Regions from separate parts of the Homo sapiens genome. Here all the other regions are linked to region 3. Evidence: chromatin contacts called from ENCODE Hi-C or POLR2A ChIA-PET data. All regions are on one chromosome and are shown on one strand. The core of a region is the stretch at or near the end of the contact, and the rest is flanking DNA. Distances in the headings are between cores, read along the strand shown. Region 1 has its middle 17 kb from the start of CORO1A. Region 2 holds the start of ZNF629 (zinc finger protein 629). Region 3 holds the start of ZNF768 (zinc finger protein 768). Region 4 holds the start of ALDOA (aldolase, fructose-bisphosphate A).

The links. Hi-C counts contacts between places; a loop is a spot of excess contacts on that map. ChIA-PET counts read pairs that join two places held with the same protein, here RNA polymerase II (POLR2A). Pooled maps may share reads with other maps.
Region 1: a loop to region 3 is called in a pooled map, with 4 times the contacts of the local background. The contact joins the enhancer-like site here to the promoter of ZNF768 in region 3. A Hi-C loop is called at or near these places in 2 of 50 pooled maps. POLR2A ChIA-PET finds 5 or more read pairs at or near these places in 4 of 52 experiments (GM10248, WTC11, activated naive CD4-positive, alpha-beta T cell and 1 more).
Region 2: a loop to region 3 is called in a pooled map, with 3 times the contacts of the local background. The contact joins the promoter of ZNF629 here to the promoter of ZNF768 in region 3. A Hi-C loop is called at or near these places in 1 of 37 single-sample maps with no recorded cell type and 4 of 50 pooled maps. POLR2A ChIA-PET finds 5 or more read pairs at or near these places in 4 of 52 experiments (A549, AG04449, activated CD8-positive, alpha-beta memory T cell and 1 more).
Region 4: a map of heart left ventricle shows a loop between it and region 3 (2.5-fold over the local background). The contact joins the promoter of ALDOA here to the promoter of ZNF768 in region 3. A Hi-C loop is called at or near these places in 5 of 168 maps with a recorded cell type or tissue (dorsolateral prefrontal cortex, heart left ventricle, heart right ventricle and 2 more), 2 of 37 single-sample maps with no recorded cell type and 21 of 50 pooled maps. POLR2A ChIA-PET finds 5 or more read pairs at or near these places in 7 of 52 experiments (Caco-2, HEK293, K562 and 4 more).

Annotation. Positions count from the first base shown.
Region 1 is chr16:30,164,967-30,168,556 of GRCh38, reverse strand. No RefSeq gene overlaps it. Among named protein-coding and RNA genes, the nearest start is that of CORO1A, 17 kb to the left of the region's middle. RefSeq lists an enhancer at 2,212-2,471. Within about 2 kb of position 2,181, at least 6 of the 41 ENCODE cell types and tissues checked have a DNase peak (open chromatin) inside an H3K27ac peak, as active enhancers do.
Region 2 is chr16:30,785,516-30,788,978 of GRCh38, reverse strand. ZNF629 (zinc finger protein 629) reads left to right here and starts at 1,774. Exons shown (of 3, transcript NM_001080417.3): 1 at 1,774-1,951. RefSeq lists an enhancer at 1,705-1,824.
Region 3 is chr16:30,524,278-30,527,834 of GRCh38, reverse strand. ZNF768 (zinc finger protein 768) reads left to right here and starts at 1,269. Exons shown (of 2, transcript NM_024671.4): 1 at 1,269-1,509; 2 at 1,784-3,557. The coding sequence starts at 1,422. The coding sequence ends at 3,318. RefSeq lists enhancers at 1-183, 1,764-1,823 and silencers at 254-1,083, 1,174-1,493, 1,514-1,563.
Region 4 is chr16:30,064,401-30,067,847 of GRCh38, reverse strand. It overlaps ALDOA (aldolase, fructose-bisphosphate A), which reads right to left and starts at 2,088. Exons shown (of 10, transcript NM_001243177.4): 1 at 1,921-2,088; 2 at 810-963; 3 at 482-614; 4 at 187-398. The coding sequence starts at 950. LOC112694756 (uncharaterized LOC112694756) reads right to left here. Exons shown (of 14, transcript NM_001365304.2): 6 at 3,343-3,424; 7 at 482-614; 8 at 187-398. RefSeq lists silencers at 1,771-1,950, 1,991-2,260 and an enhancer at 2,257-3,037.

The DNA.
Region 1 (3,590 bases), core at 932-3,431, 360 kb after region 3:
CGATGGGTGGCCAGGCAGAGACGCTCCTCACTTCCCAGACGGGGTTGTAGCGAGCCGAGACCACGCCACTGCACTCCAGCCTGGGCACCACCGAGCACTGAGTCTTCACATCTGTTATAGCTGCCTTTGCAAAGGAAAAATAGTATTATCTTATTTTCCAAGAGATATACACAGAGCAATTTTTTTTTCTGCAGGGAACTTGTGCAAACCAACATAAGATCTAAATTCTCCATATAATATATCAAGCAGGAAAAGCCTCATCAGATTTCTTTTTTGAATTCTGGGATGCTGACACTTTCCAATTAGGCAATGGTTCTTCATCCTGCAGTTGGCTCAGAGCTGCAGCTGACTGTGGGTCTGCCATAGCAGACATGATTTCTTTATTTTGATATGGAGTTTTGCTGTTTCGCCCAGTCTGGAGTGCAGTGGCACGATCTCGGCTCACTGCAACCTCCTCCCCGCAGGTTCAAGCAATTCTCCTGCCTCCACCTCCAGAGTAGCTGGGATTATAGGTGCCTGCCACCATGCCCAGCTAATTTTTGTATTTTTAGTAGAGATGGGGTTTTGCCATGTTGGCTGAGCTGGTCTTGAACTCCTGACCTCAGAGTGATCTGCATGCCTCGGCCTCTCAAAGTGCTGGGACTCCAGGTGTGAGCCACCACACCTGTCTAATTTTTCTATTTTTTGTAGAGACAGGTTTCACCATGTTGGCCAGGCTGGTCTCGAACTCCGGACCTCAGGTGATCCGCCCGCCTGGGCACCCCAAAGTGTTGGGATTCCAGGTGCAAGCCACCACACCTGTCTAATTTTTCTATTTTTTTAGAGATGGGGTCTTGCTATACTGCCCAGGCTGGTCTCAAACTCCTGACCTCAGGTGATCCGCCTGCCTCACCTCCCAGAGTGCTGGGATTACAGGCGTGAGCCACTGCTCCTGGCCTGAACTAGGTATTGAATAGGAGTCTGCCAAGCAAAGAAGAGAGGCAGGAGGGAGAAGAGCCATTCAGATGAAGGCAGGAAAAGATCATGACGTTTTAGGGAATGGAGAGCTGTCCCCCAAGGCTGGGGCCTCAGATGCTTGGGGTGAGAGGAAAGGTCAGAATGCTGGGAAGGTCCATAGGGGCAGAGCATGGGGGACCTCAAACAGAGCCTTCTCAAGGAGTTTTCTCCAGTGAGTAGCACGGAGCCCCCACAAGTCTCCAGGTAAAGAAGTAACAGTTTCATTGGCAAGAGGTTGCTCTGGTAGCCTGGCACCTCCTCATGTGGCCCTGATCTTCCATCTACCTGCAGGGTCAGCACTGACTCACATTCTGAAAGCACTCCTGCCCGGGCACAGTGGCTCATGCCTGAAATCCCAGCACTTCTGGAGGCCAAGGCAGGAGGATCATTTGAGGCCAGGAGATTGAGACAAGCCTGAACAACATAGTGAGACTCCATTTCTACAAAATATAAAATATGGGCTGGACACGGTGGCTAATGCCTGTAATCCCAGCACTTTGGGAGGCCAAGGCGGGCGGATCACCCGAGGTCAGGAGTTCGATATCAGCCTGACCAACATGGTGAAACTCTGTCTCTACTAAATACAAAAAATTAGCCAGGCGTGGTGGCGCATGCCTGTAATCCCAGCTACTTGGGAGGCTGAGGCAGGAGAATTGCTTGAACCCGGGAGGCGGAGGTTGCAATGAGCTGAGATTGTACCATTGCACTCCAGCCTGGGCAGCAAGAGCGAAACTCTGTCTCAAATAAATAAATAAATAAATAAAATAAAATATTAGCCACGTGTGATGGCATGTGCCTGTAGTCCTAACTACTCGGGAGGCTGAAGCAGGAGGATCCCTTGAGCCCAGGAGTTGGAGGCTTCAGTGAACTATGATTGCGCCACTGCATTCCAGCCTGGATGACAGAAGGAGACCCTGTCTCTAAAAAAATGTTTTTAAAGTAATGGTTCTCATTGGGCCCAAGGCCGATCCCTCTTGGGACACATTCCTCCCATTTCTTCAGTGATCTCACCTCATCGTTTCACCCTTTTCTCCTCTACTGGCAGGCCTCTCTCTGCAGACCCTCTCTTTTCAGGATATAAAACACACCCAGGTTCCTGTGTGCAGGGGGAACCTCTCTCAACTTGGCAACCTCAAACCACTTCCCTATTTCACTCCTATTGTTCACATGTGAGTTTCTTGAGAGAGTGGTGGACACTCACTGTCTCCACTTCCTCATTTCCTACTTTTCCACCTACTTGAGTCTGTCTTCTGCCCTCGCCATTCCACATATATTTGCCCTCACCAGCCAGGCCCGGTGGCTCACGCCTGTTATCCCAACACTTTGGGAGGCTGAGGCAGGCAGATCACCTGAGGTCAGGAGTTCAAGACCACCCTGGCCAACATGGTGAAACCCCATCTCTACTAAAAACACAAAAATTAGCTGGGTGTGGTGGCGCACACCTGTAATCCCAGCTACTGGGGAGGCTGAGGCAGGAGAATCGCTTGAACCCGGGAGACAGAGGTTGCAGTGAGCCGAGATTGAGCCATTGCACTCCAGCCTGGGTGACAGAGCGAAACTCCATTAAAAAAAAAAAAAAAAAAGATTTGCCCTCAGCAGGGCCACCAGTAACTTCCTGGTCATCAAATCAGGCAAACACGTTTTGGTGTCCATCCAATGCTACTGACTATGCCTCCTCCTTGAACATGTTCCTTTCGAATATGCGACGACGCACCCTCCCCTTGTTCTCATCTTTCTCTATGGCTTTCTCTGTCAATCCCCTGTGGGGTGTCTCTTCCTCTGCTTTACTCATTACACCCAGAGTCCTCCCAGGACTCCACCTCTTAGTTACTTATTTAGATTCAGGGTCTTGTTCTGTCACCCAGGCTGGAGTGCAGGGGTGCAATTACAGCTCACTGCAGCCTCAAAGTCCTGGGCTCAGGCGATCCTCCTGCCTCAGCCTCCCAAAGTGCTGGGACTAAAGGCGTGCAACACCATGCCTGGCTAATACTTCTGGTTTTTGGAGAGGCGGGGGGGGTCCCATAATGTTGCCCAGGCTGGTCTTAAACTCCTGGCCCTAAGCAACCCACCCATCTCAGCCTCCCAAAGTGCTGGGATTACAGACGTGAGTCCCGCACCTCCATCTCTTCTTATTGCACTCAAACTCCCCACACTATCTTATCCACATAGGCAGCTTCAATTGCAAACTCTGATGACTCTCAGCCTGTCTCTGAGGTACAAACCTGTCTCTGTGTTTCCTGGTTCTGACCTGCATGTCCCATTAGAACCCCAGGGAGGGCCTCCTGGAGTGAGGAGTCTTGACCTTGAATCTCCCCTTTTCTCTTCATCACTACCGACACTACCTGAGTTGAGTTGCTTCTACCATTGCAGGAACCCCCTAAGTAATCTGCAGGCCATCTCACCTTCTTCTGATCCATCTTTTATTTATTTATTTACTTACTTACTTACTTACTTACTCACTTACTTATTTGAAACAGAGTCTTGTTCCATCACTCAGGCTGGAGTGCAGTGGCACAATCTCAGCTCACTGCAACCTCCACCTCTTGGGTTCAAGCGATTCTCGTGCCTCAGCCTCCTGAGTAGCTGGGGTTACA
Region 2 (3,463 bases), core at 525-3,024, 260 kb before region 3:
TCCGCCTCCTAGGTTCAAGCGCTTCTCCTGCCTCAGCGTCCCAAGCAGCTGGGATTACAGGTATGCACCACCACGCTGGGCTAATTTTTGTATTTTAGTAGAGATGGGGCTTCTCCATGTTGGTCAGGCTGGTCTTGAACTCCTGACCTCAGGTGATCCACCCACCTTGGCCTCCCAAAGTGCTGGGATTACAGGCATGAGCCACCGCGCCCTGCCCAGCTAATTGTTTTTAAGTTTTTTGTAGAGACAGGGTTTCACTATGTTGCCCAGCCTTCAAACTCCTGGGCTCAAGTTACCCTTCTGCCTCAGCCTCCCAAAGTGCTGGGATTACAGGCATGAGCCACCAGGCCTGGCCTTTAGCAATTTTTTCTCTTTCCTGTTTTCTCTTTTCCTTCCTTCCTTCCTTCCTTTTCTCTCTTTCTCTCCCTCCCTCCCTCCTTCTTTTTTTTTTTTTTTTTGCGACAGGATCTCACTCTGTCGTCCAGGCTGCAGTGCAGTGGCTCAATCTTGGCTTATTGCAACCTCTGCCTCCCGGGCTCAAGCGATCTGCCTGCCTCGGCCTCACAAAGTGCTGGGATTATAGGCATGAGCCACTGCGCCTGGCTAATTTTTGTATTTTTAGTAGAGACATGGTTTCACCATGTTGTCCAGGCTGGTCTCAAACTCCTGACCTCAAGTGATCCGCCTGCCTTGGTCTCCCAAAGGGTTGGGATTACAGGCGTGAGCCACCGCACCCAGCTGCCTTTAGTAATTTCTGACCTTTGGTTTATTCTTCCCCCCAGCCTCTCAGTCTCTGGACAGAGCCCTCTGCACGCTCCCAGGATTCCTCTGTGTTTGTAACACATACACAATACCAAACTTCCCAAGGGTAGAAAGCCCAATTTCCATGCATCTCAGAGGTATGCCCACCCCAGTGTTAACCACAGTGCCCAGGAATAATAATGCAGTGTGTTGAACTGAAAGAATCAGGTGGCCTTAAGTACACCAGTCGCTTCTCACACCTTGGTTTCCTCCCCGGTGAAATGGGGATGATGGGCAACCTTATCCCATGGGACTGTGATAAGGAAGACAAGAAAGAAAGGCTGTAAAAATTGCGAGCATAGATAACTTGGACGTTGAGAGGCCACCAGTGTTCCTGGGTTTTTAAAGGTTTCTTCTGCTGTGAGCCGGGTGCCCTCTGAGCTATGAGAAAAGAGGTTCTCCCTCCTTGGCCAGGGAACCCCCACTGGCTTCTTTCCTGCCACCGTGAGCCTCAGTTTCCTCCTCTGAGGGGAGGTGTTTGGAGAAGAGGGGCTGGAACACAGGCTATTGCAAATCCTTCCCGGCTGTGCTTGTTCCTGCAGTCCCAACTCCTGCAGCCATGACTTCCATCAAGCATTAAGGCCATGTTTAGTGCGTAGGGTGTTCCCTCTCAGGTCTGCTCTGCCAGCCCCTGCTCCCACCCCAGCCCCATCCCAGGGTTAGTCCAAACAAAGACTGGCCTCAGGGGATCAGCAGCCGCCAAATCTGAGATAGGGCTTTCCGGGCGCGGCCGGCGGAGCCCCTGCGAAATGAAGAGCGGCCAGAAGCCCAGGGACCCTCGCGGGCATCGGGGCTCTCCCAGATGCCCACGCTGCCTGCTCCCACTGGAGACGGGGACAGGGGCGTCGTCCCAGCCTCCTCCCTGCTCCCACCGCTGTCCCCTTTTTTCCCCAGGCTGCGGGAGGCAAAGGGTTAAATCCCATAGAGCTGATGCTCTGACTCCAGGCTAGAGGGGCCCGGGAAGCTGGGGTCACTTCCTGCTCCGTCCCAGTCACCCTGAACTGGTCCCCGGGTCCTCAGCCTGGAATCACCCCTTGAGAAGGACCCCAGAGTCCTCGGCGCCCAGTCCGTCCCCCGAGGCAGGGCACTGAAGGGGTTAAGTCCCCTGGGGCTGGATTCCGCCTTCCGGCTTTTCCCAGACCCCAGAGCCGTGAGTTGGGGACGCCTGGGTTCCCGGGGGGTGGCCTGGAGTGCCCGGGACGGCCGCCGGGGAACAATGGGGCCCGGGAGGCGGGGGCCGGGAGCCCGGGCCTGAGCCCCCCACCCGCGCCCGGGGCTGTGGCCGGGGTGGGGGCGGGCGGGGGGCGCGGAGGGCCGAGGATTCTGGGAAGCGCGGGGGTCGGTGGCGGGGGAGGGGAGCCTGGGGATTCTGGGAAGAGGGATCGGCCGGGGCCGGGGACCAGCGCTGCCAGCGCAGCCCTGGAGGAGCCTGGCAGTGCTGGAAGGAGCCGGGACCCCGGGGGCCGGGGCAGGGGCGGATGCCCAGGCTCTGTATCAGCAGCGGGACGGGGGTCGCGGCTCCGGGGGAGCAGAAGTCCGGAGCCAAGCGGTGGGGGGGCCGGGCCGGGCGGCCGCATTCCCGCCGCCTCCATGTCAGGGTCACCCTGGGCCGTTCCCCACATCTCTCGGGAGGCGGCTCCTCATTCCCTCCCTCTGCAGTGGGGCCATCGCGAGGTCTCAGGCTGGCGTGCCTGGCGCCTGGGCTCCCAGCGCCTCGGCCTCCCTCGGTCTTCCCACGTCCATGCTCTGTGTCGGCCCTGTCATTAACCCTTTCCCTCCTACTCTGGACCACTAGGGGAGAATTTTTTGGAGACCATCGAGGTCCACAAACTCTTACCTGTCCCGAGCAAACACAGCAGGGCATCCTTCCCGGACCGGACATCAGGCAGCCCCCAGTGTGGCAGAGGTCTCCGCTTCCACCACCCCAAAGACACTTACAGGCGGGGAGGGGGGATTCTCGGAGCTTAAGTAGCTGCAGAGATGAAGAAATTAATTTACTTCCTAAACGCTAACTTCTGTCTCTCCTACCGCTCTTTGGCAGGGTGCAGCCAGTCTTGCTTCACCTTGGTCACCTCTCAGCGCCTCCTGCCATGTCTCCCTTGCCCCACTGCCCCTGTGCACACAGCGCCCACCTCACACAGCCATCCAAAGTTTCCAGGCCCCACCCAGGGATTCTCTGCAGGGTGTAAATGGTGTGGGACCTCCTTCAAGCGCTTTGTTCCTGTGGCCCCATTCCCTCATCCTGAACTCATCTCACCATTTTTGGAGTGACAGCTGGCTGTTTTTATTTATTTATTTATTTATTTATTTATTTATTTTACCAGGGGGCCACTTGGAACTCCTGCTCCTTTGCTGCCATCCCCTTGCAAACTGATCTTTAAAGGCATTAGACCAAACAGGTGTTCCAGGGGCTAGGGACATCTCACTCATTCATTCATTCAACAAAGTTTCTGGAGCACCTATTCAGTGCCAGGCTAGGCTTGGGAAACAGCCTCAAGAAAGCAGGACAAAAGGAGTAGAAGGAGGGTCCGGGCAGGAGTGGGGATAGGAGGGCTTTGGTGGGGAGTATGGTTCCAGCTCATGGGTGCAGACCAGCAGGCCTAGTCCCTGGGTCCAACTCCTCCTTTTCTAGCCTGGGAAACCTCTGGGTCCCAGGAATTTC
Region 3 (3,557 bases), core at 20-2,519:
TGGAAGGAATCCTGCCTCCCTGTGAGGAAATCTAACAACAGGGACTAAGGCTGCCAGGGATTGAGTTAAACTCAGGCGCTGGGGAAGGTGGAGGGGAGAGGCAAGGGGTGTGAGGCTGACGAGGAGGAAGGGTGTCTGTCCTCAGATCTTCTGGCTTTCATAAAACATAATGGAGGCTAAGTGGGGGCGGGAAAAGTTTTGATGGCACAGGCCGGGCTGGAGGGGAGATGCCTGGCACCTCCCTCCCACTACCTCCTGAAGGCGCTTCTGGCCGACAGGGGAGGCGGACCCGACCACAGCACTCCCGGCCAATCAGGAAGGCGCCTGGCGTTCCCTGGCGACCATTAACGCCCAGCCGTCCGCGGGGTTGGAGGAGGCGGGGCGGCTAGAGCACGAGCCCCATCGGCCAACCGCCGGGCTTCCTGGGGCGGAGAAGCTGTGCCTCTGGGAGCCGGGGCGGGGCTGTCTCCTTGGCAACTATCCTAGCCCTCGAGGAGGGAGGAGGGAGGAGGAGGATCAGGGGAGCCGAGCTGGGTGGGGGCCGGAGGAACGGGAGCGGGCGCGCGCAGGTGCCGGGGAGCGGAGTTCCTGGAGGGGGTCCCAGGCTCAAGGACCTCGGCGAGGCCAAGGGGAGTCCGTCCCGGTTCCCGAGGCGCTGCCGGAGCTGACCCGGAGGCCCGGGAGGGGAGGGAGCGAGACACCGCCCCCGCTGGCGCCGGGAAGCGTCGCTCCTTCTCGCTGACCTTGGTCTCGCTTGTCGCCTCGCCCTTGGCCACACGCACCGACGACGCGGGGCCCGGGAGATGGACAGACGGGCCTCTGGAGGGACGGAGACCTAGAACATAGGCACACACACTGCCCCGGTAGCCCCGCGGGCTCCGGGGCGTCCGGTCCTCACCCACCCCGTGGCCGGGCCCCTCCAGCCCAGGGTTAATGCCAACGAGTTTCCACCTCCAGCGGCTCCTAGAGAGGCCGCGGCGCGAGCCGGCGGGGGGACCTGGCCGCGGACGGACACTTCCTGTGCGGGGGAGGGTGGGGGGGTGCTGGGCGGCCGTTGGACAGTGCAGCCCAGCCCGGGGCCGGGGTCCAGAAGGTGGGGGCTCGGGCGGGAGCGGGGGCCGGGGGCCGCCGGGGTAGTCGCGAAGCCCCTCATCCCCGAGGCCGCGACGCGCGGGGGCCAGTGAGGGCCACGGGGAGGCCGAGACCTTGGGAGGGGGCGGGGCCGCGGGCAGGGGAGGGGCCCGGCGCGCTGGAGAGGCGCGGGGTCAAGACGTCCGGCCTCGGGGGCCCGGGCTGGGCCGCCGAGTCCCCTGGGCGGCGCTGAGCGGGCGGGAGGCGGGGGCCCGCGGCTCGGGGCAACCGAGGCCGGGTCGCGGGATCGGCCGCCATCGCCGCCGCCGCTGCACTGGGAGCCCGCGGGGATGGAGCGGGAGGCGTTGCCGTGGGGCCTCGAGCCCCAGGATGTGCAGAGTTCTGACGAAATGAGGAGCCCCGAAGGGTACCTCAGAGGTGAGGAGGGAGCGCCCGTCCGAGGAGTGGACTTGCGCGCAGGAGAAGGGGCTGTGGCTCCAGGGAGGGAGCGAGGGCCCGGGGCTGGGACACCTGGGACTCGAAGGAGGGGCCGGCGGGGACTGGGGTGTCTTGGGTCAGCTGAGGGGGGCGTGGGAATTTCAGCACTTGTCTAGGGGCCAGCGACCCTGCATGTGAGGTGGGAGGTGTGTGGTTGCTAATGGACCAAATGACCTTCCAGGTCTCACACGATCTGGATTCTCTCATCCTGCAGGCAACATGAGTGAGAATGAGGAAGAGGAAATTTCTCAGCAAGAAGGCAGTGGGGACTATGAAGTCGAAGAGATACCATTTGGGCTTGAACCCCAGAGCCCTGGGTTTGAGCCACAAAGCCCAGAGTTTGAACCCCAAAGCCCCAGATTTGAGCCTGAAAGCCCGGGGTTTGAGTCCCGAAGCCCTGGGCTTGTGCCCCCAAGCCCTGAGTTTGCACCCAGAAGCCCTGAATCAGATTCTCAGAGCCCTGAGTTTGAATCCCAGAGCCCTAGGTATGAACCCCAAAGCCCTGGCTATGAACCTCGGAGCCCCGGGTATGAACCCCGGAGCCCTGGCTATGAATCTGAGAGCTCTAGATATGAATCCCAGAACACTGAGCTCAAAACCCAAAGCCCAGAATTTGAAGCTCAAAGTTCCAAATTCCAGGAAGGTGCGGAGATGCTTCTGAACCCCGAGGAAAAGAGTCCTTTGAATATCTCCGTAGGAGTTCACCCCCTGGACTCCTTCACTCAGGGGTTTGGGGAGCAGCCCACAGGGGACCTGCCCATAGGGCCACCTTTTGAGATGCCCACAGGGGCCCTGCTGTCTACACCGCAGTTTGAGATGCTTCAGAATCCCCTGGGTCTCACAGGAGCCCTTCGAGGTCCAGGTCGGCGGGGTGGCCGGGCCAGGGGTGGGCAGGGCCCTCGGCCTAACATCTGTGGCATCTGCGGGAAGAGCTTCGGGCGGGGCTCCACCCTGATCCAGCACCAGCGCATCCACACCGGTGAGAAGCCCTACAAATGTGAGGTCTGCAGCAAGGCCTTCTCCCAGAGCTCTGACCTCATCAAACACCAGCGCACCCACACTGGCGAGCGGCCCTACAAATGTCCCCGTTGCGGCAAGGCCTTCGCCGACAGCTCTTACCTGCTTCGCCACCAGCGCACTCACTCTGGCCAGAAGCCCTACAAGTGCCCACATTGTGGCAAGGCCTTCGGCGACAGCTCCTACCTCCTGCGACACCAGCGCACCCACAGCCACGAGCGGCCCTACAGCTGCACCGAGTGCGGCAAGTGCTATAGCCAGAACTCGTCCCTGCGCAGCCATCAGAGGGTGCACACCGGTCAGAGGCCCTTCAGCTGTGGCATCTGCGGCAAGAGCTTCTCCCAGCGGTCGGCCCTTATCCCCCATGCCCGCAGCCACGCCCGGGAGAAGCCCTTCAAGTGCCCTGAGTGCGGCAAGCGCTTTGGCCAGAGCTCGGTGCTGGCCATCCACGCCCGCACCCACCTGCCAGGCCGCACCTACAGCTGCCCCGACTGCGGCAAGACCTTCAATCGCTCCTCCACTCTCATCCAGCACCAGCGCTCCCACACGGGCGAGCGGCCCTACAGGTGCGCCGTGTGCGGCAAGGGCTTCTGCCGCTCCTCCACGCTTCTGCAGCATCACCGGGTCCACAGTGGCGAGCGGCCTTACAAGTGCGATGACTGCGGAAAGGCCTTCTCCCAGAGCTCCGACCTCATCCGCCACCAGCGGACCCACGCGGCGGGCCGGCGCTGACCTGGGGCCCCAGCAGGGGTGGGAGGTGTGGGCAGAAGATAAGGGGCCAGGGAGCTAGAGGAACCTTTAGGGAGGATAGTGGAGAAGCCGCAGGAGAATGGAGGAGCTGAGGATGCTGGAAGAAGAGAACCAGGGTGGAGGAAGTGACATGCCCTGGAGACTTGTGGGAAGTGGGTTGGAGGGAGGCCAGGCCGGCAGCGGGAGGCCCTGGGAGAAATGGAGAGAGGTCAGCGGAGGGC
Region 4 (3,447 bases), core at 839-3,338, 460 kb after region 3:
AGTGGGAATGATACTGTTCTCTCAGAATTGTGAGGATTAAAAATGTCGAGTAAATGCCCTAAGCCTGAAGCAGGCTCCATGCAAGTCTCTAGGCCACCAATCCAGCATTCATTCCCTGCCTCACTAACCTGGATTTCCTTCCTCCACTTCCATCTCAAACCTCACGTCCGGAGGCCCTCCCCTTACCTTGATGCCCACAACACCGCCCTTGGATTTGATAACTTGGGGGAAGGGACGCCCATCATCCGCCTTCTGGTAGAGTGTCTCATGGAAGAGGATGACACCCCCAATGCAGGGGTTCACGCGGTCGTCAGCTGTCAGCAGCAGCTGGCGGTAGAAGCGCCGGTTCTCCTCGGTGTTCTCGGTGCCAATGGACTGCAGCCGCTTGGCAATGCTCCCTGGGAGTGTCACATGGGAATTAGGGGATCAGCCTGCCACTCCCAACCCTGCACCCTCCACCCATTCTGTCTCCTGCCCGCACCAGTGGACTCATCTGCAGCCAGGATGCCCTTGCCAGGTGCCACGATGCGGTGAGCGATGTCAGACAGCTCCTTCTTCTGCTCCGGGGTCAGTGCTGGATATTGGTAGGGCATGGTGCTGGTAGTAGCAAGTTCCTGGATACAGGAAACAGAGGGGAAGGACTAGTTAGCTAGGGTTTCCCATCATCTCCCGATGACCAGGGCCCCTCTCCTGGAGGTCAGGGAAATGTTCCCTACCTCCCCTGCCCCACACCCAGCAGGCCCTGGGGCACTTCTGGTCCCCAGCTCTCTCTTACGCCCAACTTCCCTTTGCTAGGCCTGCCCCTGTACCTTTCCTAACTCTGTCTGGTGCTGGGTGTTGCCCAGCTGAGGGTGGAGTTGCCCACTGGCAACTGGGGGAAAGGAAAAGGCCATAGCCATGGACAGGTGGGTCATGTTGAAGCTGGACCCTTCTGGCTTGCGCCTTGCCATGGGGTCACCTTGCCTGAAAACAAAACCGAACCGGAGTATTTTAGAATGTAAAGATCGTGAATCAAGCAGAGGGCCCAACACCCTCGTGGGAAAGGGCCCAGATATGGGAAAGGTCTGTGCTTCAAGCCACACAGCAACCCCGGAGCCAGATCTGAGATTAGAACCCAGCTCTTCTGACTGCCACTGGGGTGTTCCTTCCAATCCCCTCAAGATCCCAGGGCTGGCCCGGGCTCCAAGGCTTCAAGGACATCCCAAGGTCAGGCTTTTCCCCACAAGGGAGGGGGCGGGTGGTAGGAAAGGGGCATTAGGAAAAATATAAGAGAGCAAGGAGAAGCCCAGGAAAGGGCGGCGGAACAAGCCCTAGCCCGAGGCGAGGAAAGCGGTAAGCTTTGCCATCGTCACTGTTCCTACGGGGCAAGAACGTGGAGGAGCAAGCGCCTTCCCCTGAAAAATGCTCCCGTCGCTTCGCATGGCTGCAGCTGTTCCGGGCTCAGAATCAAGGTCGCCCGATAAGGAGAGACAGGGAAAGTGTTAAGGGGGCATCAAGCACCGCGGAGGGGTTTCCCTCCTCGCGAAGGGCGCCCCGTTTCCCAGGACAGAAACCAAGCTCCCACTTGCGAGAACCCTGGGGCTGTACATGGGCCGGCCCCCACCCCTCACTGCCTCTTAGGATCCCCGCCAGGGCTAAGGGGCCCTAATCCTTTGCCACAGGGGTCCCTGCAAGAAAAGGGGGAGAATGGTCCTTCATCTCGTCCGGCTTCCTCCCCCGCCATGACTCAGCGCGCGCAGCCGCTGCATTGCGCAGTTAGAGGACCTCAGGCTGGAGGGGCCGGGGAGCCTGTGTGTGCCTGGTAGTGGGGAGACGCTGGCATGGGATGGGGGAGGCCTCCACGCGGACGCCCAACCCGCCACTGCCCCCAAGATCCCTCTCCACGGTCCCTGGTCCCCGCACGTGAAGAGGGGCGCTCACCTGGCACAGGAGAGGGGCGGGTGTGCAGGGTGCGGCGGCAGAGGGCGGCGGGCTGGCGAGTGGATTCAAGGAGAGAACGCGGGACTCGTCACCAGGACCCCTTCTGCGGCGCGTTCCGAGAGGAACGCAGCCGATTTAGCCTCGGAAGGGGCGGCGCAGGAGGCGGGCAGGCGGAAGGCGGCGCCCGGCCTTTTAAAGGCACCACTCCGCCCTCCGCCGAGCTTTTTCCTTTACGAGGAGCGGGCGGCGTCCAATGGCAGGCGACGGACTGGGCTACGGGCCGCCCCCGAGAGGCGCAGCCCAGAGGCCGCGCTAGGAAGGGGCGGGCGCCGAGAACACGATCCCTCCCCACCCCCCTCGGACGTGACTCGGACCACATCCCGCGGGTCGCTAGGGCCCTCCCTTCTGCTCCTTTCCCCCAGCCTGGCGCGCTCTGGGGCGCCGTGACTCAGCCAGAATGTTGGCAATGGGGGAGGGCGGAACGGGGAAGTGGAGGACGCGGATGGAAAAGTCGGAAACGAAGGAAGCTGAGTTTCGCCTCCCAGGCCCAGCGCGCGCGGCCCGGGGCCGCCCCAGCTTCCGGTCTTCGCGGCTGCAGCGCGTGTCACCATAGGGGCCACATCGCGCAGTCGTGCGTTAGCCTGCCTCGCCCGCGGGCTGAATCGGCGCGGAGCCGACACCCTGTCACTGGCCCAGGCGTAAGGGAGGCGGAGGAAAGGGCATCGAGAGGACACGCAGGGAGCGCGAGAAGGCGGCGGAACTAGCGGCGCGCGGAGGCGAGACCTCCCCATCCGAGTTCCAGGCTGGCAGGCCGGGCTGGGTCGCGCATGCGTGCGCGCTCTCCGCCGGGCCGCCGCAGCCAGGCTGGTAGTCCTCTGCGCCACAGAAAACCAGAATGCGCGGCTATGCACCGGCCGCTGCTCGGCCTCTGGCATGCGGGGTCACAGTTCCTGCCAAACGTCTTCCTTGAGCCTGACTTCCTTCTCCAAAAGAAAATCCGTCCCCGAACTGATCTGCCTCCCAGATGCTGAGCCCCCTGCTCCTATCGTCCAAATCTCCCCTCCTCACCTGGACCCCATCTGGACCCTGTTGGCCCAACCCCAACCCCATCCCCACCCCGGCCCGGTCCTGCAAGGGGCCCACCTGCGGCGAGGCCGAAGGAGCCGGCAGAGCCTGGTCAGCAGCGAGTGAGCTAGGGGTTCCCGGGCTGGTTATAAGGCAGCTCCTGCCCGCCCCACATGTGTCCCCGATCTTCTCTAATGACCCCTGCCCTTTTCCCGCCACGGATCCTCTGGCAGGGACCTATATTTAGGGAAACCTGAAGCCCCTGACATTCACACTATCGTGGGGCCCGGCATGGGGGAAGGGGGAGGAAGACTTGGGTCGGCCCTATTGATGGGGAGGGAGCCCCTGCCCACTCACCGGTGCTTCAGAGGAAATTCTTCCTTGGAAATCCAGACGGAGGCCCTTGGTTGTCAAGAGAAATAAATCTTTGGCCAGGGACCTGTGGGAAGGAAAGGGGTGAGG